3 separate regions of the Mus musculus genome follow, and regions 2 and 3 are each linked to region 1. The links are chromatin loops, found by intact Hi-C in ENCODE. Cell type or tissue: left cerebral cortex. All regions are shown on one strand. Region 1 holds the start of n-THgtg8 (a tRNA gene). Region 2 has its middle 8.4 kb from the start of H2bc18. Region 3 overlaps Polr3gl (polymerase (RNA) III (DNA directed) polypeptide G like).

The links. Hi-C counts contacts between places; a loop is a spot of excess contacts. Peaks named below come from ENCODE experiments on the same cell type or tissue, not always from the same donor. Only the 100,000 strongest peaks of a DNase experiment are listed, where the experiment ranks them.
Region 2: a loop joins it to region 1, with 3 times the contacts of the local background. A loop is called at or near these places in 16 of 42 quality-filtered maps.
Region 3: it touches region 1 in a loop (2.3-fold over the local background); 7 of 42 quality-filtered maps call a loop at or near these places.

Annotation. Positions count from the first base shown.
Region 1 is chr3:96,499,601-96,507,600 of GRCm38, forward strand. It overlaps n-THgtg8 (a tRNA gene), which reads right to left and starts at 837; the gene lies at 766-837. n-TGtcc7 (a tRNA gene) reads right to left here and starts at 1,480; the gene lies at 1,409-1,480. n-TEctc13 (a tRNA gene) reads right to left here and starts at 1,918; the gene lies at 1,847-1,918. It overlaps Gm40100 (a long non-coding RNA gene), which reads right to left. Exons shown (of 2, transcript XR_867483.1): 2 at 6,790-6,935. In left cerebral cortex, CTCF peaks have their summits at 218 and 3,679 (motif pointing left); DNase peaks (open chromatin) are centred at 9, 200, 841, 1,416 and 3 more places; H3K4me3 peaks cover 3,770 bases; H3K27ac peaks cover 1,534 bases.
Region 2 is chr3:96,274,147-96,282,146 of GRCm38, forward strand. No RefSeq gene overlaps it. Among named protein-coding and RNA genes, the nearest start is that of H2bc18, 8.4 kb to the left of the region's middle. In left cerebral cortex, CTCF peaks have their summits at 3,975 (motif pointing right) and 4,369 (motif pointing right); DNase peaks (open chromatin) are centred at 3,528 and 4,059; H3K4me3 peaks cover 1,661 bases; H3K27ac peaks cover 1,792 bases.
Region 3 is chr3:96,575,586-96,583,585 of GRCm38, forward strand. It overlaps Polr3gl (polymerase (RNA) III (DNA directed) polypeptide G like), which reads right to left. Exons shown (of 8, transcript NM_027241.4): 2 at 6,503-6,670; 3 at 6,059-6,188; 4 at 5,250-5,318; 5 at 4,865-4,921; 6 at 4,431-4,504; 7 at 4,213-4,326; 8 at 2,287-3,003. The coding sequence starts at 6,628. The coding sequence ends at 2,917. Among named protein-coding and RNA genes, the nearest start is that of Gm15441, 13 kb to the left of the region's middle. In left cerebral cortex, CTCF peaks have their summits at 1,157 and 4,797 (motif pointing left); DNase peaks (open chromatin) are centred at 1,344, 3,350 and 4,792; H3K4me3 peaks cover 1,705 bases; H3K27ac peaks cover 3,915 bases.

The DNA of each region.
Region 1 (8,000 bases):
TTTCTATGTCTTTATGATCTTTGTACATAATGGTGCACTTCTTCCATTTGTTCTTAAATCAACATTAGCAAAGTTCCAGAGTCTATAATTTAATGCCTTTTGTCTGATACTCTTTATGCACAGAGGCAGGTGGGCCTCTCTGCTTCCTCCAGGTCTTTCTGAATGGAGTCGCCCTGAGACCTGGGTTTCTAGGGCGCGTGGCACTGAGGAGCAGCCGACCGAGAGCGCGGACGTGGAGGGCAGGCAGTCCTTGTGGCGACCGGGTAGTGCGGAACCGGTGCGCGGAGACTTGAATTCCTGGAAGTTGACTCTTCTACCCTGGTGCCTTTTTTGATCTAGACCTCAGTGATGACGGCTCCCGGTGTGAGGGACCCTTACTGGGAAAATAGGTACTATTTACTCTTCTTCGGCAGAAGCTTGTTTTTAAAACCAAGTTTGTGATGTCCGAGTAACAAGGCCATCTGGTGTAGAATCGACAGAGACACACTCGTAGAACATTTGCTGCAGAGACAGGCGCTCTGCTCCCGAAGTGTTTGGTTCTCCGACCGACAGTGGAGGAGCCAAGTTTCGGTATCACCGCTCTACTTCTCTCTTGCGATGGGGAAGGAGCCTCCTTTACAGACCTGGCTCTTCCCAAGAGTTTAGGATGCTCGTATTGGATAAGCCGCTTGGAATTATTTCGGTGACTCAGTTTTACCGCAAAGGCAAAAATCAGAATTTTGTTAATTAGTAAGTAAAAAGCTGCAAAGGGACGGTACTACTAAATGCCGTGACTCGGATTCGAACCGAGGTTGCTGCGGCCACAACGCAGAGTACTAACCACTATACGATCACGGCGAGCCACCGGGCAAGCAGCGGGTTGCGGCCTCAATTTAATGGTCTTTGAATGAGAGTAGCCTTCCAGAGTTGCCTGATTTATTTAGTATAGTCTATATGGCCGCAATATCAAAAGTCTGGCTTTGAAACCCTGGTGCTTCCGCAATACTAACACGAGCACCAGCTCCTTGCTTCCTGGGATTTCATGACCTGGGATAAGAAACCGCCGCACCAGCAGACCTATGTTGTTTCTCTCCAAAGAAACAAGCCACGGAATCAACGGTTTTGTTACCAGAAGGGTGCAACCAGAAAAGGAGCAGAGCTGGTGAAGGAGTCCTTCTCCAGGGCCGTGTTTCCTGGTTCCACTCACAAAACCTCCCGAACCGAAGGCGGGGCTGCTTCTAAAGTCTCAAAGAGCCAGACTCCATTTTAGATACTTTCCTGAACAATCCCAAAAGGATAATCCTACAAGTCTGTGACGCCATTCGCTGTACTAACAGATAGGAATAACATAAACTTGAGAAGAAACTCGGTGGAGTTAGATCCAGGGATCAGAGATCTTCGGATTTCTAAACGTAAAAAGACAACCTTATGCGTTGGCCGGGAATCGAACCCGGGTCAACTGCTTGGAAGGCAGCTATGCTCACCACTATACCACCAACGCAGGTTAGCGATTGTTCTGTTTGGATATCTTAATGAAAGCTATGACAGAAAGTTTTTTGTTTCTTTTCTTGCAAATTTGTTTTGATTGAAGAAAAATTAAGACGGGGGCGGGGGGGACCTTGTAAGACAGACGGGAGAGAGATGACAGACAAACACTCTAGGATAGCCAAGTTTAAAGAAAATTAATTCTTTTTATCGTTTGAAGGGAGCTTCTGGAATCCTGTGATCCTGTAAAAGGCTCTGCTGTGGGTGTTTTTTAATGTGTGACGTTCTTTAGTACAAATGTAGAAAAGATTGCACTTTACATTTTCATATTTTAAGTGATTATTTTGTAATTTTTTTTAGAAAATTGAGAGAAAAAATTTATTTCCCTGACCGGGAATCGAACCCGGGCCGCGGCGGTGAGAGCGCCGAATCCTAACCACTAGACCACCAGGGAAGTTAGCGCCTCGTTCCCCTTTAGATCATATGGCTCCAAGTAACTGCGATTTGTGGGTGTGTGTGCGTGTGTGCGTGCGTGCGTGCGTGCGTGTGTTTGTTTTGTTTCATTTGTTTCATTTTTGCTCCATTGAAGTTTTAAGATTATATATAAAACCTTCTTTGTATCGAAACTACTTTTTCAGCAGGTCTCATTTAAATACAAAAACAGCGCAAGAGTTCTCAAGCCTAGTTCTTAAGCCCTGGAGAGAATACCGTACACAGGATCACACTCCCAAGACCGGAGAGGCAAACCTTTGCAGACAGCTCCTCTCTAGAAAGTCAAATCGCCGGAACTAGCAGGGGCCTTGGCAAAGGAAACAAGCATTTTTCTTAGAGGATATAAAGAGCATCGCGGAAGGAACGCTAAGATGTCCTAGACCTATGGTAGCCACCGGGTATAGCAGCGCCAGCTGAAACTTCTGCCACAAACAGGTTGTGTGGAGACTGGGGAAATGAGCCTGCAGGTTGGTGCGTCTTCGTGCCTCGGTTTAACTCACTGGGCCGTCTCCCATTCCCAGATGGAGAAATCTTGTAAACTTCCCTCCCCCAACCCCCCCAATCAAGGTATAACACTGAACGTGAGGAAAACAGAGACAGACACAGAGAGAAAACAAACTTGGCAAAATGGTGGCAACAAGGCAACGAATAGAACGTTTGCTATACCCTTTTTTCATTTTTGCTGTAGGTTTGAAATTGTTTAAGGCAAATATTAAGCAATCAAAAGCTGCTATTGGTCCTTGTTTGTTGTTGGGGGAGGAGAGCATGTGTATGAACTAACCATGAAGAGAAGACACGTGTACACGTCAGTTCAAACAGAACATTTTAGAAAGCACTTCCCTACACCTGGATGGAATTATTCTTTGGCTTATCGTCAAACCCTTACCTACAGCGAATAAACATCACTTTCGATAATGATAAAGAATCAATTTAAAAACGGAGTCATTAACTATGTGTGCATATCAATAGGGACCAACGGGAGGCGGGGAGGGGACATAGCGGGTAGGATTTGGGGATGTTCCGAGACGGGGCATCTTTCTGGTTGCTTTGATTTGTTTTTGAAGAGTATGCTAAGATGTTAAGTAGTAACCTTCTAGCTCTCTAGCTCTTTTACTCCAGAAGTTTTCACTGAACCGATATCTGTGACAGTATCAAAAACAGGGCAACATCTTGGGATTGGTAAAAGGATGCAAACTTAATTTTCTGGACTTGCAGCCATTTTCTTTGGATTGCAACATTCCCTGCTAAAGAGAAAAGGAGAGAGGCTCAAGAAACTCACAAGACCCCTTCCAGCGGTTATATACTTAGTAAACAACCAGGAAGAAGACACTGTGTAGCTCTGCCTGCAAATTGTACAGGGGACCCAGTGGCTGATCGCCCAGGCAAGGCTTCTCAGTGATGCCAAGAAACCCGAGTTCCTGTAAGTAACTCAAACTCTGGGGCAGCAAAATAGACTTTTCTTTTCTTTTTTTTTTTTTTAGGTCTTTGGTTTATCCTCCGAAGTGAACAGACACACGTTCAGTGTCCTCAAGAAAAGTCATGAAACACTCACAAGAAATCATAAATTCAAAAGAAATAAGTCTTCGGAGGGTAAAGATGATCAAAATATACTGTATGAAAAAAATGTAAATAGAAACAAAAGCAGCTCGTGCTGCTTTTCAAAATGTTCAGCCTGCTTCCGTTTGGTCGACAGTGCCTTTTTGTCGATTATCCTGCCACCTCCTGGTGGTTTGGGGCAACACAGGAGAACCTAGGAAAGCTTGTGTGCCCTGGGATAGGAGCTTGCCACTTGTAAGAAAATGGGTCTGGGGTCTCAAGAAAATGAGCACACAATCCAAAGTACTTCGCAAGGCAAATGGTTTTCCTTTCGTAGAAGGTGTGTACCACAGCCAAATCAAGCAGGCAAACACTCGAAGCGAGGATCCCCCTGGGTTTTTTTCCCCAACGCAAAGGGATTCCTGTGCCTCTCAAACTTAGCCCATTGGCTGATTTAAAGCACAGTTGATAAACAGAGTTCAGTTTGAGCACCCAGTACAACCTGGAGCGCATATTTTTATTTGAAGAAGTGCTGACCCTGGAGGAATTCGAATTTCTGCCAAGCCATTTATGTTTTTGTTTGTTTGTTTATGAAGTGGTTTGTTATTTATCCCTTTGGTAGAAAAGACCCTTCATTTTCTTCAGTTTCCACACCATGTCTCAACATCAAAGCACCAGGACAGGGTTCCCGTCTCCTCCTCCACGCATCTAAGAATGGATGCATAAGAGGTTTCATTTTATTTTGTCAAACATTTACAAAGAGCACCTGAATACAAAGCAATGATATAAAGAAAGTTAAACTGCCCCATCTAGTAAAAAAAAAACAAAACAAAAAACAAAACAAAAACCCCACAACATTAAACACCTGAGTCAATAATCCACAAGGTGAGATTACAGCAGGCTTTTCTCTAACTCCCAATATGAGTAAAGTCCCTGGACATTGTGTATGAAGAGATAGAAGACTGAACGGTTGGGAGAAGGAGGCAAACCAGGCAGAAGTGGGGACTTCTCTGGGCTCCCTGTCCACCCACATAGTCCGGATTTAGAGCCAAAAAACGCTAGCAACCTGGATGGCCAGTACTTGGAGGTGGGGGCCAGAATATTAGTTCAAAGTCATCTCAAAGGGAGTTCAAAACCAGCCTGGCCACATAAAGTCCTGTCTACAAAAACAAAACATAGATAAACATTAAAAATTCCTAAACTGCATGTGGTACCACGTACCCCTAATCCTAAATCTGGGAAATAGACCAGAAGTTCAAGGCCAGCCTGGAATACACGGGCTTATGTGTAAGTAAGTGTGTGTGTGTGTGTGTGTGTGTGTGTGTGTGTGTGTGTGAATTAAACAAAAGCCTACTGTGTCCAGCCTCACAAGACAGAAAACGTCTTAATAATAATGGCTGTGTCGCAGGCAACAGCACAGAAATAAGCTATGGCTTATTCTACTCAAAGACTGCAGTGGGTGCCCAGACGTCTGCCCTCGGCTGACCTCAGAAGGTGGTCATCCCTGCTGGGATGGAGCCAGAGAACACTTAAGGCATTTGAATTTCACCCAAATTCAATGATAAGAAAGCAGCAACATCTCCCAGGGTCACCATAGGCCACCTAGGGGTTGGTAGGAACTGGTACCTGAGATTGGTTCAGGCTAGTTACAGGAGGTAGCGGTGCTCACCTTTAACCCCAGGACTCGGGAGGCAGAGGTAGGAGGATCTCTGTGAATTTGAGGCCACCCTGAACTACAGCATTAGTTTCAGGACAGCAGAGACTATACAGAAGAGACCTTGTCTTGAAAAACCAGGTAGATAGATAATAGAGAGATAATAGATCAATCTTTATTTAGAACAATGAAGATGGCAGTCTCTCTGAGGGACTGGAGACTGTGTGCCAAGGCACAGGATGGCTTGAAACTTTTGTAGAGCAGAAAAGGGAACGTGGAGGTGAAAGATTCTATCTGCAGATCTGTTGCCCTGCAGTCCCAAAGTTGTAACTAGCAGCAGAGGTTGGTGGGTTGATCTCTCAGGAGCTGCCAGGATCCCCGCTGACTGAAGATGTTACTGAGCTCTCGAGCCCAGGTCTTCTCAGGTCTTCTCAGGTCTTCTCAGGCGCGTAGATCATTGCTGTTCACAAAGGCCCACGGGGGACATAGACTCCAGTGTTACCAAGACTCACTCTCTTTCTCTGTCTAATACCCCCAAATATGTAAGTTTCAAAAGCATTTATCATACCATTGGCAACATCTAGATGATACAATCGTAGGTCTGAGGCATTGTTGTTGCTTTGAAATGCTAGGGATTCAACAGGGCTTGTACATGCTAGGCAAATGCTCTGCTCCTGAACCATACCCCTGGCCCTACCTGCTTTTAAGAGAGAGTCTGGATTGGCTGCCTAGCCAATTTCAGACTCCTAGAGTTATAATCCCCCTACCCCAGCCTCCAAAGTAGCTGGGGCTCCAGGTACACACTAGCGTGCCAAGTTCTAATACATTAAGGTAGTCACTATAAAAAATATTTTAACTCGTTGGGTATGGTGGAGCACACCTTTAATGCCAACACTTGGGAGGCGGGGGTGGGGTGGGGTGGGGAGGGCAATCTCTAGGAATTTAATGCTACCCTGGTCTCCATAGTGAGTCTAGGTCAGCCAAGACTGTATATTGAAATTCTGTCTCAAAACACAAAAAACCAATGGGGCTGAAGAGATGGCTTAGTGGTTGAGACCACTGACTGCTTATCCTGAGTTCAATTCCCAGCAACCACATGGTGGCTCACAACCATCTGGAATGGGATCCAATGCCCTCTTCTGGTGTGTTTGAAGTCAGCTACAGTGTACTGAGGCTCTTTTAAAATAAATTAAAACAAACTAAAAACAAAAACCAAGCCTATCAGTGGTGGCACACACCTTTACTCCCAGCACTTGGGAAAACAGAGGCAGGCAGACCTCTGTGAGTTCAAGGCCAGCCTGATCTATATTGTGAGCTACCGAACAGCCAGGTCTATGTAGAGAGACCCTGTCTCAAAAAAAAAAAAAAAAAGCAAAACAAAACACAAACAAAAAATAACTTTAACAAGGGCTAGAAATGTAGTTGTTTGGTAGAGTGTTTGCCTGGCATACACTCTAATCCCTGCTGCCCCATAACTCTGGATATGGTGGCAAACACCTGTAATCCCAACACTCAAGAGCTATGGACAGGAGGATCAGAAGGTCAGAGCCTGCTTCATCTCAGCCTGGCCTACATATAAAACAAAAAAATGGCATCTTGGTTAGGATTTTATTGCTGTGAAGAGACACCATGACCATGGCAACTCTTATAAAAGACAACATTTAATTGGGGCTGGTTTGCAGTTTCAGAGGTTTGGTCCGTTACCGTCATGGTGGGAGGCATGGTTGTACACAGGCAGATACGATACTGGAGAAGGGGCCAGGAGTTCTACATCTGGATTGGCAGGCAGCTGGAAGACAAAATGAGCCACTGGTCCTAGTTTGAGCATCTGAAGCTTCAAAGCCCACCTCCAATGACACACTTCCTCTAAAAAGGCCACACCCACTCCAACAAGGTCACATGGCCTAGTCCTTTGAAATAGTGCCACTCCCTGTGAGCCTATGGGGGCCATTTTCATTCAAACCACTGAGTTTAGATGGTCTAGATGGCTATAAATTAAACAAAAAGATAGAGAAGAGCAAGTGTCTATGAGGGTAAGCGAGTGGACCATTGGAGCCTACTGATAGGAAGAGTGGACGCTGCAGCTGCTACGGGGAAGATTGGCAGCTCTTCCAAGAGGCAAATATAGAACATGACTCAGTGATTCCACGCCTGGGAGTAAAGCTCAAAACACTAAGAACAAATAAATAAATACGTGTATATGAATGCTCACTGGAGCACTGTTGGGTGTGCGTACCTCTAGATCTCTGTAAATGTAGAAACCATTCATAGATGCCCTTCAGCAAATGAAGAGAGAAAATGGAATCTGAGAGCATGTGTGACTGTAGCTCAGTGGTAGAGTGTTTGTCCAGCATATGGAAGTCATGGAGTTGGTCTTTAACATTGAAAACAGAAAATTCTCTTCAAGAGAGAGAACTGTATGTATTCTAGTTCAGAAAGTAATTTTTCAGCCTCTACTGATATATGAATCCATCACTTGCCTATAAAAAGGAACAAAATATTGAATGATGCTACAAATGAAACTCAAAAGCTTCACCCTAAAGCTAGACTTGGTGGCTTATGCTTGGAATCTTAGCACCGGGTAATAGAGGCAAAAGAATCCGGAGTCCAAGGACAGCCAGGACTACTTGACACTCTTGTTTCAAAAATCCTCAAACCAGCTACCTTTTAATCTTAACACTTGGGAGACAGAGGCAGGCAGATGTCTCTGAGTTCAAGGCCAGCCTGGTCTACATAGTAGGTCCTTGGTCATGATAGATCCTAGACGATAACTATACTACAAACAAAACAAAGCAAATCTCACCAAACAAAAGCCACCAAGAAACTATACTGGGAAGTCACATATTTGACATGT
Region 2 (8,000 bases), 230 kb before region 1:
ATTTAGTTATCTAAGCGTAAGCGTCTTGCATTTACCTCCTTACTGCATAAGACATGTTTGCGGTGAGACATCTAGACCTGTAGGGCGTCATTCTGTAGGCACTTCAAGTGGGTTTGACCGGTGTCTTTAATCCCAGCACTCTAGGAAGCAGATTCTTATTGAGATAGGCCAGCATGACTTTTGGTTATAGCTTACAATCAAATGATGGTGGCCCAGCACTCCAGGGAGGCAAGCTAATGGACATCTGAGTTCAAGACAAGCCTCATTTGCAGAGCTAGTTCCAGGGCTATGGCCTAACTAAGACAACACAAAGAAATCCTGTCTCCAAAACAGTTCACATCAGTGCCCTTAGGGGAAAAGTACACCTAAACACTCCTTCCCAGCTTTTAGTTGACAGTTCTGAGTCTTGATGATTTAACACAAAAGGGAGCCAAGCAAAAAGAAATTACCTATAATTCATCTGTGCTATTTCTGATTGATACTGTCTGTATTCTATCTAGCTTGACTTGTTTATTTAGTCAGGATTTATGAATAATAAGCAGAAAAGGGTGTGGTGAATAATGTGCTAATACATATGAGGTTTGGGGTTAAATCACTCAGGGGCTCCTTGTCTTCTGCGGTGTCTACACTGTGAAACTCTGAAGGATTTGCTTGTCAATCCCTTTGTTGGGGACTTGTTTCCTGAGTCATTTTAAGTATCTAAACAATGACTCATATTTTGATAGTGATTTCCAGGCACTACGTGATAGAAATTGTACTTAAATGACCATTCCTTATCCCCCAGTGAAAAATAAAACAAAAATATGTTAATACCATTTTAGGGCTGGCAAGATGACCCAGTATGTAAAGGTATTTGCCCAGTGACCTGAGTTTGGTCCTGGGGGCAAACACACACACACACACAAAACCACAATAAATAAGCAAATATGATTTTTAGAATTAGGAGAGTTCATCACAGTAAAATTTGATTTCCAATCATTTGCTTTCAAGAAAAAGAATACCCACCCCGCTCCCTTGACTATCTTGTGGGGGCGGGGGGTTCGGTTAAAGAAGAGGACCATAACTGAGAAGTTCTGGCTCTGTTCTGAGGAGAAAAGCCAGGTTTGCACAAACCAAAACAGATTGTAACAATTCTTCCTAGCAGGAAGAAATGGTATTTGGCTGAGTCTGGTAGCACAAGCCATTAGTCCAAGCACTCGGGGGGGGGGACAGAGGTAGGTAGATCTCCATGAGTTCAAGGCCAGCCTGGTCTACATTTGGAGTTCTAAGACAGATCCCTACCTCACAAACAACCCAGAAGTTGTATTTGAGATTATAAGCATTGATTGAGTCCATAGGATTGAGTAGCCCCATACAACTTGCAGTTATCAATAAAGCTACATTATAGACCATCCCTGACACTATAGAAAAATAGTGTAGATATGGAAGGGTAATTCCTAAAACCTGCTTGGGCCAGGGTACCATACAGACACTACTGCAACAAAACAGCTGCTGTGTGGCTTTCTCTGAGGTCTGATTGGTTATTGTTTCTTTTTTAAGATCTATTTATTTTATGTACATGAGTACATTGTAGCTGTCAGACACACCAGAGGAGGGCATCAGATCCCATTACAGGTGGTTGGTGGTTGCTGGGAATTGAACTCAGGACCTCTGGAAGAGCAGTCAGTGCTCTGAACCACTGAGCCATCTCTCCAGCCCTGGATATGTTTCTTAATATGCATTTTCTCATCTTCAAATTGAGAATAATAGTAATAGTTATACAATCTTCAGGAAGTGACCAAGTTGACTGAAACCGCCATTGTCATAAGGATTTTTGAGAAACATGTCTCACAAGACTGATACCTACACTATATTGTGTTCAAAATGAAAAGTTTACATTGTTTTCAAACTCACAGGGAACATTGATCAAAAATGACCACCACTTTTGGGAGACCAAAATCCTAAAGGACCCATTCAGTGATTACAAACCAACCACAAATTCTTCACAACCTGATTTTTTTCTTCTTCTTCCAAAAAGTGCACAGGTTAGAGGGGATTCCAAAATAAAGCCTGCTCATTCGTCGGGAATAACAATAAGATAGACCACTGTGTGCCAGACTCTCCACAGGTGAGCAGGGGATGGTATGTGCTGAGTCTGAACTGAAGAAAGGCCAGTGTGGTGAATACCTTTAATCACTGAACTGGAAGGCACAGGCGGACAAGAAGAACAGATTTAAGGGAAAGTTAGAATGGGTTAAACTTTTAACAAACAAAAAAGGAATAGAGCTGGGCGTGGTGGTGCACACCTTTAATCCCAGCACTCCGGAGGCAGAGGCAAGCGGATTTCTGAGTTCGAGGCCAGCCTGGTCTACAGAGTGAGTTCCAGGACAACCAGGGCTGCACAGAGAAACCCTGTCTCGAAAAACAAAACAAAACAAAACAAAACAAAACGGAATAAAAACCAAAGGAAAGTCGAAAGGATAAATCAGAAAATCAACAGGAGAGCAGACTTCCCCAGTCCACCACGGCTGAATTAACCATGAAACCAAAGGCTTCCCTGACAGTCAACACTGAAAGAGAAAAGGCATATAGCTGGTGGAGCTAGATGCAGGAGATGCTTGTAAGTGGTATGAACTTGGGGCTTGGGTTTTTGTTTTGTTTGGGATTCTGTGCATGAGTGTTTTGTATCTACATGCATACCCAGTGCCCAGGGAGTTTAGAAGAAAATGTCAGATCCCCTGGAAGTGGAGCTACAGATGGTTGTGAACGCACATGTGGTTGCTGGGAACTGAATTTGGGTCCTCGGTAAGAGCAACAAGTGTTCTCAATCAATGAGCCATCTGCCTGGTTCATTGTTGGTTTGGTTTGGTTTGGTTTGGTTTTGACTCTGTGCCTTTCCAATGGGCAAGATGAGGAAGAGCAATTTTATTGTCTATGAGTTTTGGACCCACTAATCTACATTATGTGTCTTGTCTACCCAAGTGGCCTGAAACTCCATAAGTATTGAGGAGGACCTTGAATTACTGATCTCCTACCTCCACTTCCCTGGTGCTGGAATCCCAGGCATGTGTCTCTATGCTTGGGTTTATGCTGTTCATGCGTGCCGAGCAAGCACGCTGCCAGGGGAACTACATCTTCAGTACTCCCCAACCCTGAAACCTTATGGAGTCCCAAATTGTCTACAGACGTACTAGTGTTCTGCGAGGTATGGAAAAGGACAGGGCAAGACTGGCCTTCTCATTGCCAACCTTAACATAGTTTTCTGAGGGTTAGCCTTTAAACTGTTACAGCTATGAGGCATGACTTCTGAAGATTCTGCCTATGCCACATTACACAAATGCGAGATGTAGGAACGGTTCTAACAATGCTTCTAGAAGGAACGTTCTAGCACTACTGTAAGATATAAACAGTCAGCAGAGATACTTACATAAGTAAGTGAGTAAGCAGAGATACTTTGGCATGTGTAGGAAAGTCAACATCAGGCCTGTCCTTTCTCCCTAGCGCCCCCTCCCGCCCCCAGACACACATCTATAGGTTTAGTGCAGTCCTTCTCCATATTAAATCAGCTCGTGGAAACCCGCCTCATTTTCAGTAGTTTTGAGAGCTTCTTGCACTGCTCTAGGAATGAAGACTCCCCACGACCACAGCACTCCTATCCCAAAAGGCATGTGGACACACGCTCCTCGTCACCAGCTGCATCAGACCCCTTCGGGATGCCTCGTTCTCAGCTCTGGAAACTTTGCACTAAGGATATACTGAGCTACCTGCCTGCCCGCTCTCTGGCTCGGCTGACCCACCCTAACTAGCTCCGACAATGCGGGAACCTGCGCGGAGGCCGTGTGTGCTGGACAGAGGCCGTGTGTGCTGGACACAAAGGAGGCAGAGGTAGCAGTCTCCTCCTGCTTGCTCTTTGGCGTCTACCCACCAGAGCCTCGGGTTAGGCGGGACTTTGAATCTTCTCCCCGGCAGCAGCGGCAGCAGCTGCGAGCCCCAAAGGCGACCACCAGGAGTCGCTATGTGGGTCCTCGACCGCGCTGATCAGACTGGCGGGCTGGGGTGAGTAGTTCTGCAGCTGCGCATTCGCGGAGACTGCCAGCCTCTCGTGATGCTGCGCTCGCGCAGATGCAAAGTGAACCATCATTACCAAGAGCTGAGTCTGCTTTGGAATGGGGCCCTTCCCTATACCGGAGGGAATCGGACACGCACCACCCTTTTCCACACGCTGCCGCAGACTCAGTAGAGATCATTCACTCTTGTCTGCTAGGTGAAAGCAATTAATCGTAAGGTTTGAGGGAGACTGAAAAAGTACGCCGAGGAGCGTTTCGGGTCACGGGGGTCTCCGAGCTTTGGCAACGATGACCCAGCCGCACACTGCCTGCATTGTATACAGATGACCACGAGATGGCGCCAGCGAGTCACTTCGCCCCAAAGTCCTATTTTCTCTTCTTTTACTATGTATCTAGGTAGGGGGCCTTGATTGGAGTTTGTTTTCTCTGCCAGTTAAAGAATAAACGGCAGGGGGAAAAATGTTGTGGAGCAGGTAGCAAAGGGATAAATCTCAGACACAGCAGACAGAATCAACCCGTGAAGAAAGATTATCAGGCTGAGAAAACACACGCACACAGAGTACGGCACACAGAAAGATTGGGCGTGATCTCAGGAAGTTGGCCTTTTCTGGAGGGGTGGGGGGCTTGAGGATCTTTTAGGGGATCTTCTCCTAGTCTACGAGTTGTCAGTTTGAATAAAGACAGAGAAACTGATAGGCCCACATTTCTGGATAAACATGTACTAGCCTGGCCCTGAACTTGGACTGCGCTGCCTGCCCATGCTGGCAAGAGAAAAAGTCCACCCGGTTTTTGCCTCAGGTCAGGAGCATAAAAAAAAAAAAAAAAAAAAAAAAAGCAAGTGGTTTGCCATACTGTCTGTTACCTCCCACACATGTCTATCAACGATCTAAATCCTAGCTCTTCGTTTTCTTCCTTTCTATTTTGTAACCTGATTGGGAGGTGTCACGTTGTCCAAAAGGCTGAACACACCTGCATGCAACAGACAACTAGGTGGAGTGATGGGCAGATGAGGTGTCTGCTAACCCAATTGTCATTTCCAGCATGCTTTTTCTTCTAGTGATAACCAGAGAAATTCTAAGTCCTGACCTTAAAGATGAAAGTCTTTATGGAGGACAGATGGACAGATAGATAGGAGCCACAGACAGACTTTAAAAATAAAATTAAATTAAAATTAAAAACAAAAAAGCAGGGGAACTTCTGGCTTGTTTTTCCTCCGTCTGACCAGAGGCCTAGGCCAGACAGCTTGAAACAAAAGGCCAGCAGGTTTACTCTCTCCCACTAGCTGTTCCCACACACTCCCTGTGCTGCTCAAGTAAGCGAGAGGCCTGACCCTGACTATTTATCCAAAGCTTATTAGCATCTAGCCCAGGGTGGCCCCAGTCTCACGGAGTAGCCTAAGATAACCTGAACTTCTGATCCTCCGACCTGCACTTCCAGAATCTGGTTTTATTTCTTTGTCTAAACTGAGCAACTCTAAACAGGGGAGGGGACCCCCCCCAAGTTCTAGCCCACCAAAGACTGTGTGAACCTTTGCTGCCCTACTGGTATGTGTACATGTGTGTTTATATGTGTGTGTGGTGTGTATGTGTGCATGTGGTGGGGGAGGGGGTTATATGCATGTGGTACATGTGGGGGGGTGTATGCATGTGGTGCAATGGGGTGTGTGTGTGTGTGTGCATGTGGTGTGTGTGGGTGTGGGTGCATGTGGGTGTGTGGGTGTGAGTTCCCTTGCCTTGAATAAAAGTTTTAATAAAACCCATCTAGTAAAAGTGGTTTTCACTCATTGCTTCTGCTGCTGTGTCTGGGATCCTCCTTGCTGCTAACTGTTGTACTGGAGATCTCTTGTGCCTTTTAATTCTTTAATTGACAGAAAAACAATTTGATCCAAACTCCTCAACAATAACTAGTTCACAGAAGTACAATCAGAAACAAAGATGTCCCCTTGCACATTAGAGGAAAAGTAAGTTTGCTTTATAAGTTATGTATAGCCCCTGATATGGCGAGCTATTAGATTTGATCATTCAGAAATATCGAGCTTGCTTTCTGGTACAAAATAGCATCAGATGTGAATGTTTTTGGTTGGCTGGGTGGGTGGGTGGGTGGGTGGGTTTTTTGTTGGGTTTTGGATCTTCATGGCAGCTTACAACTGTCTGTAACCTCAGCCCTCGGGGATCTGACACTCTCACACAGACACAGACAGACAGACATGCAGGCAAAATCCCAACGTACATAAAAATAATAAATTATTTTAAAAAATAAAATAAATGGCTCATTGGATAAAAGCACTTGCCACACAAGCATGAAGGCTGGAGTTTGAATCCCTAGAACCCATGGAGAGGCAGACATAGAGGTGAGCGTCTATATTTCCCACTTCCTACACTAAGGCATTAGTGGAGAGAGTGAGTCTCCAGAATACCTCACGTGTGTGGGGGCAAACAACAGAGACCCTGTGAGAACCTGCAGCAAAGGGTGTGCGCACGCCCACACTCACACCCACACACACATCCACCTTACAGACTCACTGAAGAAAGGAATTGTCAGTCCAGGGAGAAGGGTCAATGGGTAAAGTGCTTGCTATACTGAGTTCATGCTTCCACCTAAAAGACTGGCATGGCAAGGCTTGTCTGTAACCCATGTCTGTAACCCCGGTGGTACAAGGACAGGGGTTATCCTGGAGGAGGCGCTGCTGGCCAGCTCTAGGTTGAGTGGGAGCCGCGGTCTAGAAAGATCAGGTGGAGAGTGATTGGAAATGACACTGGAAAGCAACTTCTGGTCTTTGACACACAAAGATGAACACACCTGTGCACACACACACACATATGTGCACACACTTACACTAAATGTATAAACAGTCCCTAAAAGTTTTATTTGAGCAAAGGGATCTTGTAAGACTCCAAAGGCTTTATAAATAGTCATTTAATTGTCTCATACTTTCTGAAAATGGGCTATGAGTGTTTGAGATGCAAAGCCACTTATGGGAATGAACACCGGTGTACCACAGCAAAGACGAAAGACAGGACCGCAGGGGGATCAAACTTCAGACTACTTTGGGAAAGATCTTTTGTTAACTGAAGTCCCTAGGAAAAAAGCCACTCCCATGATAGCTGTCTACAAAACTAGCTGGCTGTGGAGAACTAGAACATTAGATGGGAGCCAAAATCATCTTGGGCTCTTGGCCTGTTAGCCATCCATTGCCTGTGATCTAACTGTGGTGGTTTGAATATGCCTGGAACAGGGAGTGGCATTATTTGGAAGTGTGGCCTTGTTGGAGTGGGTGTGCCATCCAACTCCCTCATCCCAGCTGCTTGGAAGTCAGTCTTATAGCGTCCCTCAGATGAAGTAGAACGCTCCACTCCTCCTGGACCATGCCTGCCCAGATGCTGCCAGGCTTCTGCCTTGATGATAATGGACCAAACCTCTGAACTCATAAGCCAGTCCCAATTAAATGTTGTTCTTATAAGAGTTGCCTCGGTCATAGTGTCTGTTCACAGCTGTAAAACCTTAGACATAACATCTCTGTGACAAATACATAAATCCTTTAGAAGGGTGCAGTGGCTATTCCTGGTTGTCAAATTGACTACATCTGCAATGGACTACAATCCAGAATTGGAGGGCTCACCTGTGATCTAGATCTTGAGGCTGAAAGACACAAGTTTCTGACCTAGATCTTGACATGGAGATCTTGAGGCCATGAAAATCTTAGACCCAGGCAAAGTAGTACATGCCTTTAATTCCAGAAGACTGAAGCAAGCAGATCTCTGAGTTCAAGGTCAGCCAAGGACAAAGCAAGTCCCAGATCCAAAAGCGGTGGTACACACCTTTAATCTGGGCCACACCTTCTGCTGGAGGCCCACATAGGGAGATTGGAAGAAGGAAGACTCACTCTTCACCAGCTTGCACTTACTTGCCAGCACCTGTTGGAACCTACTTCTACAGAAGACCAGCTGAAACAGC
Region 3 (8,000 bases), 76 kb after region 1:
GACCCTGTCTGCTGGACCCAGGCTCCAGCCTCTGCCTGTTTGGGAGTGCTTGTGGGAAGTTGGGGAAAGGTCAGTGGACATGGTTTAGCTATTGCCTGGAACCAATTAGGAATTTGGGGAAGCTGCTGTGTCTCGTGTCACTGGCTTTGTCCAACAAGGTCACCTGCCAGGGAAGGCAGGAGTCCAGGCAGGGCAGAGTCCAAGAATGACTTGATATTTATGACACTTTGTCTTTGAGGTAGCATGACTGATCCCAAGTGGTCATTCCAACCTTTGTCCTCCTTTCTCCTGCGCCAGGGGAAAGGCAACGTGAAGGGACGGAACTGTGGAAAGATGGGTGGGGACTAGTGTCCTGCCCTCCTTTACCACCTTTAGTTCGGGATCTTTGGTCCCACCACCAAGTTCCCAGGGATGTGAGTTGGCTCATTCGGTGCTTGCCTCCAAGCCTTGCATGTGAGCCCCCAGACCCATATGGCAGCAGGAGAGTACTGACTCCAGCAGGCTGTCCTCTGGGCTCCCCACACACGCCATTTTGTACACCCTTGGCCAAATAAATGAAATGTTAAAAAAAAAAAAAAAAAAAAAAGAGGAGCATCAGGTGGGCTAGCCTGTGGCAGTGTCTCTCAACATAGACCTGGACTTAAGTAATGAGGGTTAGGATGGTGTCTCCCCTCCACTGTGTGTGCACGGGACAACGTAGGAAAAGACAACAGGTAAACAAAACAGAACCAAACCGTTCAGGATCTTTGTTTTCGGCTGTTTCCTCCCTAGCTACAGTCGCTGGCTGTAGAACTGTGGGAAACCCCAGGGACAAGTCTCCTGGCCCCGCCCTTCCCTCACCTCGGAGAGCTAGAAAAGGAAACACATCAATCACCACAAATTGCTCAATAACTCTGGAATGTTCGCTTCTATTCCTGTTCCCGGCTCTGCTTTCTTGGCTGGGCTTCTATCCCAACACTTGCTACCACATTTAAACGAGGCCTTGAAGGCGCTTCTCCTCCATGGAGTCTAAGCCCCTCTTTGCCCTGTACAATGGGGTCAGAAATACCTGACCTTGGATTTCGGTTCTCTAACCCACGATGCTGTAGGAAATTCGGTCGGCCTGTCTAAAAGCGATTGGGAAGCTTATTGGACGCTTCTCACACAGTCCATCCTTAGACTATGAAATGCTCAGTGGGGCCTCCCGTGGTAGCACGGCAGATGTCTCTGCAGGTCTCCTTACTCTGTTTCTATACTGGACACGCAACTTACTCGTGGCTGTGGCATGGCAAGTGCATGCAACCAATCAGCTCGAGGAAGCCTTCCTTAGAAGCCAATCAGAGGCCAGGGAAGTGACCTCACCCAAGGGAGCGCTGTGTGGGCGAGGAAGCCTCTCTTAGAGCTGAGTGTCCCTAAATCACTCCCTTCCTCCCCACCCTCCTTACTTCCTGGAAGATAACACCGCCTACCCCCTCCCCAAAGTGGAGTGAGAAAGGCTAACTTAATTCCACAAAGGAAAGAACAACAAAAAAGAAGGAGCTGCAAGCCACACCCCGGCTGTCTGTAGAGAACAGTATATTTAGGGAGATCCTAAATATGCCTTTCAAAGTGGGCTCTCCAGGTCCTGGAAGACGGTAAGCTGAAAGCAGTGAGTCACTCCTCTCTCCCGGCCCCTGGCTTTCTGGACTCCCTGCACAAAAATAGCTGCAATCACTCTTTGTAAATAAGGACACCATCAAGGTCAAGTGTGAGAAAGGAGAGGGCTGGTGTCCTGGTAAATGTGCCTGACTATGCAGGCTCATGTCCCTGTGCTGCTGGAGGCCAAAGGCTAGGGTAGTCTGTGGGCGAGCCTATGCTTTCCCCAGCGCTGCTTTCAGACAGCATTGCAGATGAGTTCCTGAATGTCCTCCAAGGGAGAGCTGAGAAGTAAAGGTCAAGGGTCAAGGCGGTCACACACACACACACACACACCCGTGTCACACTGGACACGCAGAGATTTGACACTGGTGGCACAGACCTGGGACCACAGCTAGGGAGGCTGAGACAGTTTCAGGCCTGTTTGGGCTACAGGGTTAAGTTCAAAGCCAACTTAGGCAACTTAGCAAAAGCTCTGCCTAAAAATTCTAAAGCAAATATATAAAAAGAGATGGGGGCATGGCTGAGTGATGGAACACCCGTTTAGCATTTGCATGGCTGTAAATTCAGTCCTCTGAAAGGGGGCGTGGCAGGGGTAAGAATGGCTTGACTGGACACCCCCTCAGCCTTGCCTCCGGCCCTTTCCCAGTACACATCACTCTGTTAGACATGTTAGACAGATACAAACATTTTATTTAAAAGTACAAAACAGGCCTTACTCCTCTTGACTGTTCCCACCCCAAGTCTCCCCTAAACTGTCAACGGCTGCGCATCACAGCCCCCAGGGATCACACAGGTCACCTGGATTCTAACCAATTTTTTCTCAACAGAAGTAAATGCTAGTAAGTCTGCTGTGGTGGCGCGTCCCTGTAATCCCAAGGCTTGGGGGGGTGGGGGGGGGTCCAAAATTCAAGGCCAGCCTCAGCTACATACCGAGTTCCAGGCCAGCTTGAGCTACATGAGATCTTCTCTCAAAAAACAATAACAAAGCTGGGCATGGTGGCGAATGCCTTTAATCCCAGCACTTGGGAGGCAGAGGCAGAGGCAGAGGCAGGCGGATTTCTGAGTTTGAGGCCAGCCTGGTCTACAGAGTGAGTTCCAGGACAGCCAGGGCTACACAGAGAAACCTGTCTGGAAAAAACAAACCAAGCCAACCAACCAAAACAAAACAAAACAAATAACAAAAATAGGAAAACCCCTAAGTACATAGGGATATTTAGTTCCTGTATCTCAAATCAAGAATGATATATGGGCCCAGGTTTTCAGTCTATGGCCCAGGTTTTCAGTCTATGCCCAGGTTTTTCAGTATATGGCCTCATCCATATTGTCATCGCTGTCCCCTCCAAAGTCCTCTCCATTGTCAAAATATGACATGATGTAATCAGTTTCCTGAAATGTAAAAAGAAGCAAAGATCAGGGGTGATGTCAGAGTTTTCTTCTCTTTGTCTCCAGGCTCTTTCTTCTCACACACACCTTTCCAGGTCTGGGACACCTCTACCTGCTGTTACATTCATTCCTTTTCATGCGTATAGGTGCTTTGACTGCATGTATGTGTATACTGCTTTCGTGCTAGAACCCTCGGAGGCCAGACAATGGCGTCAGATGCCCGGGAACTGGAGTCACCGGTTGTTGTGAGCCACCATGTGGATGCTGAGAGTGGAGCTCGAGTCCTATGGAAGAGCAGCATGCGCTCTTAACCAAGAGTCGTCACTCCTGCTCCATGTTATACAAGTTAAAGTATTTGTTTGCCTGTATATGTATGTTATATGTGTGTGTCCAAGTGTGCCCTGGTGCACATGTGGAAGTCAGGGGACAACTTGCAGGGGTCAGTCCTTCCACTCTGTGGGTTCTGGGGACTGCACTCAGGTCATCAGGCTTGGTAGCAAGCCCCTTTGCCCTCTGAGCCATATCACCCGCCATGTTCCGTGTTTTGAGGATAGGTCAGGGATAGATGAACTGGAGAAAGGCTTTTGGTGGCACTGCAACTCTCTGAGAATGTCTCCCGTGTAAGGGTTGAGAGCCCAGGGTTAGTGAGATGGCTCAGTACAAAAGGCCTTTGTTGTTAAGCCAGAGGACCTGTGGTCAATAACCAGACCCCACACGGGAAAAGAGAGAGCCAACTCTTGCAAGTTGTCTTCTGACCTCCACACATTTCACACACACACACACACACACACACTCATGCACACATGTAATAAAAGATGGCTTGGATGTTAAAGGCCTTTGTTGCTCTTTCGGAGTTCAGATAACTTGGGCAGCTCACACCTGCTTGTAACGCCCAGCTTCAGGGGTTTGGAGACCCTCTTCAGGCCTCCTCAGGCACCAGAACACGCTTGGTATGCAATCATACAGAGTCTTGTATGCTAAGTCTGGAGGCAGACTCATATGTAACCCCAACAGCAGGAAATAGAAGCAGGGGGGCTTCTGGGGAGTTCCTGGCCAGCCTGGCTTGCATAATGGAGACCCTGTCTCAAAACCAAAACCAAAAATAAAACAACAACAAGAAATCTTGAAAAGAAAAAAAAAAAAAGAGTTGTGAGCCTACAACTTGTAAGGGAGAAAGGAGGGGTGGGGTGGGGAGGAGCAAAGCCCCCTCACCTCCTCATGCTCCTCTTCATCGTATTCCTCTTCCTCCCCCTCTTCCTTCTCCTCCTCTTCTTCTTTCTCTTCATCCTCCTCCGAAGTCACTTCCTCCTCCTTCTTCTCTAGCGTCTCATGTGAGGATGAATAGGAAGAGAAACTCACTCACAGAATGCAGGGAGAGCTGGGGCTCCAAGGGACCGGGAGGCCAGCTGTCTATCGCACTTCCTCCTCACCTCTAGTTTCTGTATCGTCTCCTCCTTATCGTCTGTGCTCTTAGGGGGCCTCTTGGGAAGGATAATGGTGGTCCCTGTTTGGAGGATCAAAAAGTGAGAGGCCTTAGTACATCTACTAGCTTTCTTTCGGGGTTTTAAATTTGGGGTGTGTGTGTGTCTGTGTGTGTGTGTACGTGTGTGTGTGACACACACGCGGAAGTTAGAATGAGTTCTTCCTTCCAACAGTGGGTCCTGTGGATTGGTGGCTGGCATCTCTTATCAGCTGAGCCATCTCTCCCTCCATCCTAGCTGAGCCTACTCCACCCTCTTGCAGCAAACACGGCACTCTGCTGCCCTCGTGTGGTCTCCGGCAGCAAAATGTGGCGGTCTGCTGCCCTCCTGTGGTCCCCGTGGCACCGGCTGACAAGCCCTCATCCTCCTGCAGATCCACTCACGCTCCTTCTGTACTTTCCGCACTCGAATCTTGAGCTCACTGGGGAGTCGCCGCCAATCTGGGAAGAGTGGGAGTGAAAATCAGCAGGACCCTGGCCGGCTGGAGGCTTCTGGGAGTGATGGCTGGCGCTAAGGGGGAGGGGAGTGTTTAAAAGGAAGGACGGAATGGGGGTTGGTTTGAAGATTTTTCAGAATAAAATTGTAGGTTTGACGCTTCTGGAGAGGTGGGCACTGTTGTTACAAATAGGGTTTCCACGTAGAACGCGAGAGTGTTGCAGAGCACATCTAAGACTCTAGATTTAGATGTACAGGAAAGGAAGGTGACAGTTTGAGGTACCTAAAGAATCTGAAAGGAGGGCATTCGGAGAGGAGGGGCCAGTCACTTACCAGGGTTCCAATCGATGGCGTTGTCAATAGGCCCAGACATCTGATACTTGTCTGAGTAACGTTCCACATCTGGGGGGCGGGTGGGGGGGGGGTAGAGCCCGTGAGTTAGAGTTTTAACCTTAGAACATCTGTCCTAAGGGTCTGCCCCTCTTATCTATCAATCTCCTTACTCTAAGCCCAGAGCCCAGAGCTGTCAGTTGGGGTCAGCCTTGCCTCTCCTTCAGCCTGCCTTGTTGCTATTCTTATCTTTGCCCAGAATCCTCTTCTGAGAAGCAGTGAGCTTCACTGGACAGGACACCCTGGGATAAAAACCAGGGTTCAGTCTTCTGTCTCCCTCTCACTAACTGGTTAGCTTGGTAAGTCTTCTTCCAGTGTTGAGCCCTCAGCTCCCAGGGGCTCAGTAGAAAAGCATCAACTGTCAATACTTCTCACCGAGGGCAAGTAACCATTCTCCCAAGCCTGCCAGCAGCCCCGCCCGCCGTCTCCAGTCTCCTGCTCTCGCTAGGTGAAAGCTTTGCACAGGTGGGGTGCTCAGAGGCCCAGCATCAAGGTCTCTCCAGTTAATGAATTGGAAATTCATTTGTACCCCCCCTATTTGAACTAAGATGCTGATGCTTTAATGTCCCACCAGCCCCAAGATTGAGGTTCAATTAAAATCTCGAGTAAGGTGATACATTTCAGACACAGAGGGACATTTAATGCTCTTTCCATTAGACAGGAAACTTCTAAGCCTCTCTGGCCCTGAGCGTGCTAGCATGGGCACTGCCCACAGAAGGAGGCCCGAATCCTTATGCTAGCTTTCTACTGACCTCTCTTGGGGACGGCTGGCCGGATGAAGTAGGGGAGCTGCCTCATGGCCCCGCGCAGCTCTTGCTTCAGTGCCAGGACATACTCCCCCTCCTCTCCTGCCGGCAGAGGCACTGGGTGGAACTCCAAGGGCTGAGGGGTACAGTGGTTAGTCTGGAGCGCTGCAATAAAACCTTAAAAGGCCTTTCCCCCAAGTAAAATCCAGTGTTCTCAGTAAGATTGGGAAGGCCAGAAGATGGAGGAGGGCATTCTGAGAGCTGGAGAGTGGACGGTATGAAGAGTGAAGATAAACACTTCCTTGCCGGGAAAACACCGCCCGTGGGGCAGGTGCGACTATAGACGGAATCAAGGTGCAGATGGCTCGAGATGGGCCAGGAGGATTCTGTGCTCATATGGCTCAGTGGGGGCTCACATGGGAGGCTTGGGAAGGGAAGGGAGACACTCACAGGAAAGAGTGGAGAGGGCTGGAGAGTGGGTGGGGGCAAAGCATCACCCTTCCCAATGCCCACAGCCTCCATGTTGAAGGTCAACTGGCCCCGGCCACGACCCCGGCCCCCACCCCGGCTGGCCATGGTGGAGGGGGCCTGGATATGCAGAGATCCAGTGAGAAAAACCTAATAAAGACAAAAACAGAGAGATAAAGAAGTGTACTAGAAGAGATATGACGCCAAGAAGCCGCACAGCACATCATGTGATGTTCTATGGGAGGTGACGTTTTCCTCTGTGCCCCGGTTCAAACCCAGGGCTTTTCTCATGCTAGGCAAGTACTCTACTTTGGGCTACATTCCAATCCCTTTTTCTGTGACAGTTAGAAATTTGATGTGCCAGGCAGTGGAGGGACACACCTTTAGTTTCAGCACTTGAGAGGCAAAGGAAGGCATTACTTTGAGTTTGAGGCCAGCCTGGTCTACAGAATGAGTTTTGGGACAGCCAAGGTTATGCAGAGAAACCTGTCTCAAAAAAAAAAAAAAAAAAAAAAAAAAACCAAGCAAAATAAATACAAAATATAACTACTTAATTAATTAAAAAATAAATAAAACATTAAGTTAGGAGTGATACCACAAACCTGTAATCCGAGCCCTGTACTTGACGAGAGGATTATCAGTTTGAGGCTAGCCTGGTCTACATAGAGTTCCAGGCCACTGAGGGATAAATAGCAAGATCATGTCTCAAGATAAACAAAGCTGGAGAGACTGTTCAGTGGTTAAGATGTGCATTGCTTTCGAAGAGGAATGGAGTTTTGTTCCAGTACTTGTGTCTGGTGTCTCACACCGTCTGTAAACCCAGCTCCAGGGAATCTAACACCCTTATTTCGCCTCCATGGACATCTGCACTCACATGCACACACTTTTAAAATATGTTTTAAAACATGAGAGATGGCTCTGTGGTTAAAAGTATCCCATGCTCTTGCAGAGGACCTGGGTCTGGTTCCTCTGCTCACATCAGGTGGTTCCCACTGCCTGTGACTCTACTTCCCGGAGAATCCACGCCTGCCACAGCCTCCATGCACATTTACATAAGTGGTACACATACAAATAAGTAAAAGTAAATAATATTTTAAAGTACTAAAACAATTCAGCTAGAGAGATGTCTCAGTGGTGGGGTACTGCTCTTCCAGATGACACGACTCTGACTCCCATCACTCACATGGGGGGCTTACTATAACTCCAGCTCCAGGAAGGGGGGTCCGGTGCCTTTGGCCTTTATGGACACCTGAATTCATGTGTATACACAGTGATACACACAGACCCATAATTAAAACAGACATATCTGTTTATTTTTTGAGATCTTTATTTTTATTTTATGGGTATGGGTGTTTTGCAGGCAGACAGACAAAAAGATAGACAGGCAGGCAGAGTGCGCGCACACACACACACACACACACACACACACACACACACACACACACACACCATTTGAATGCAGTGCCCATGAAGACCAGAA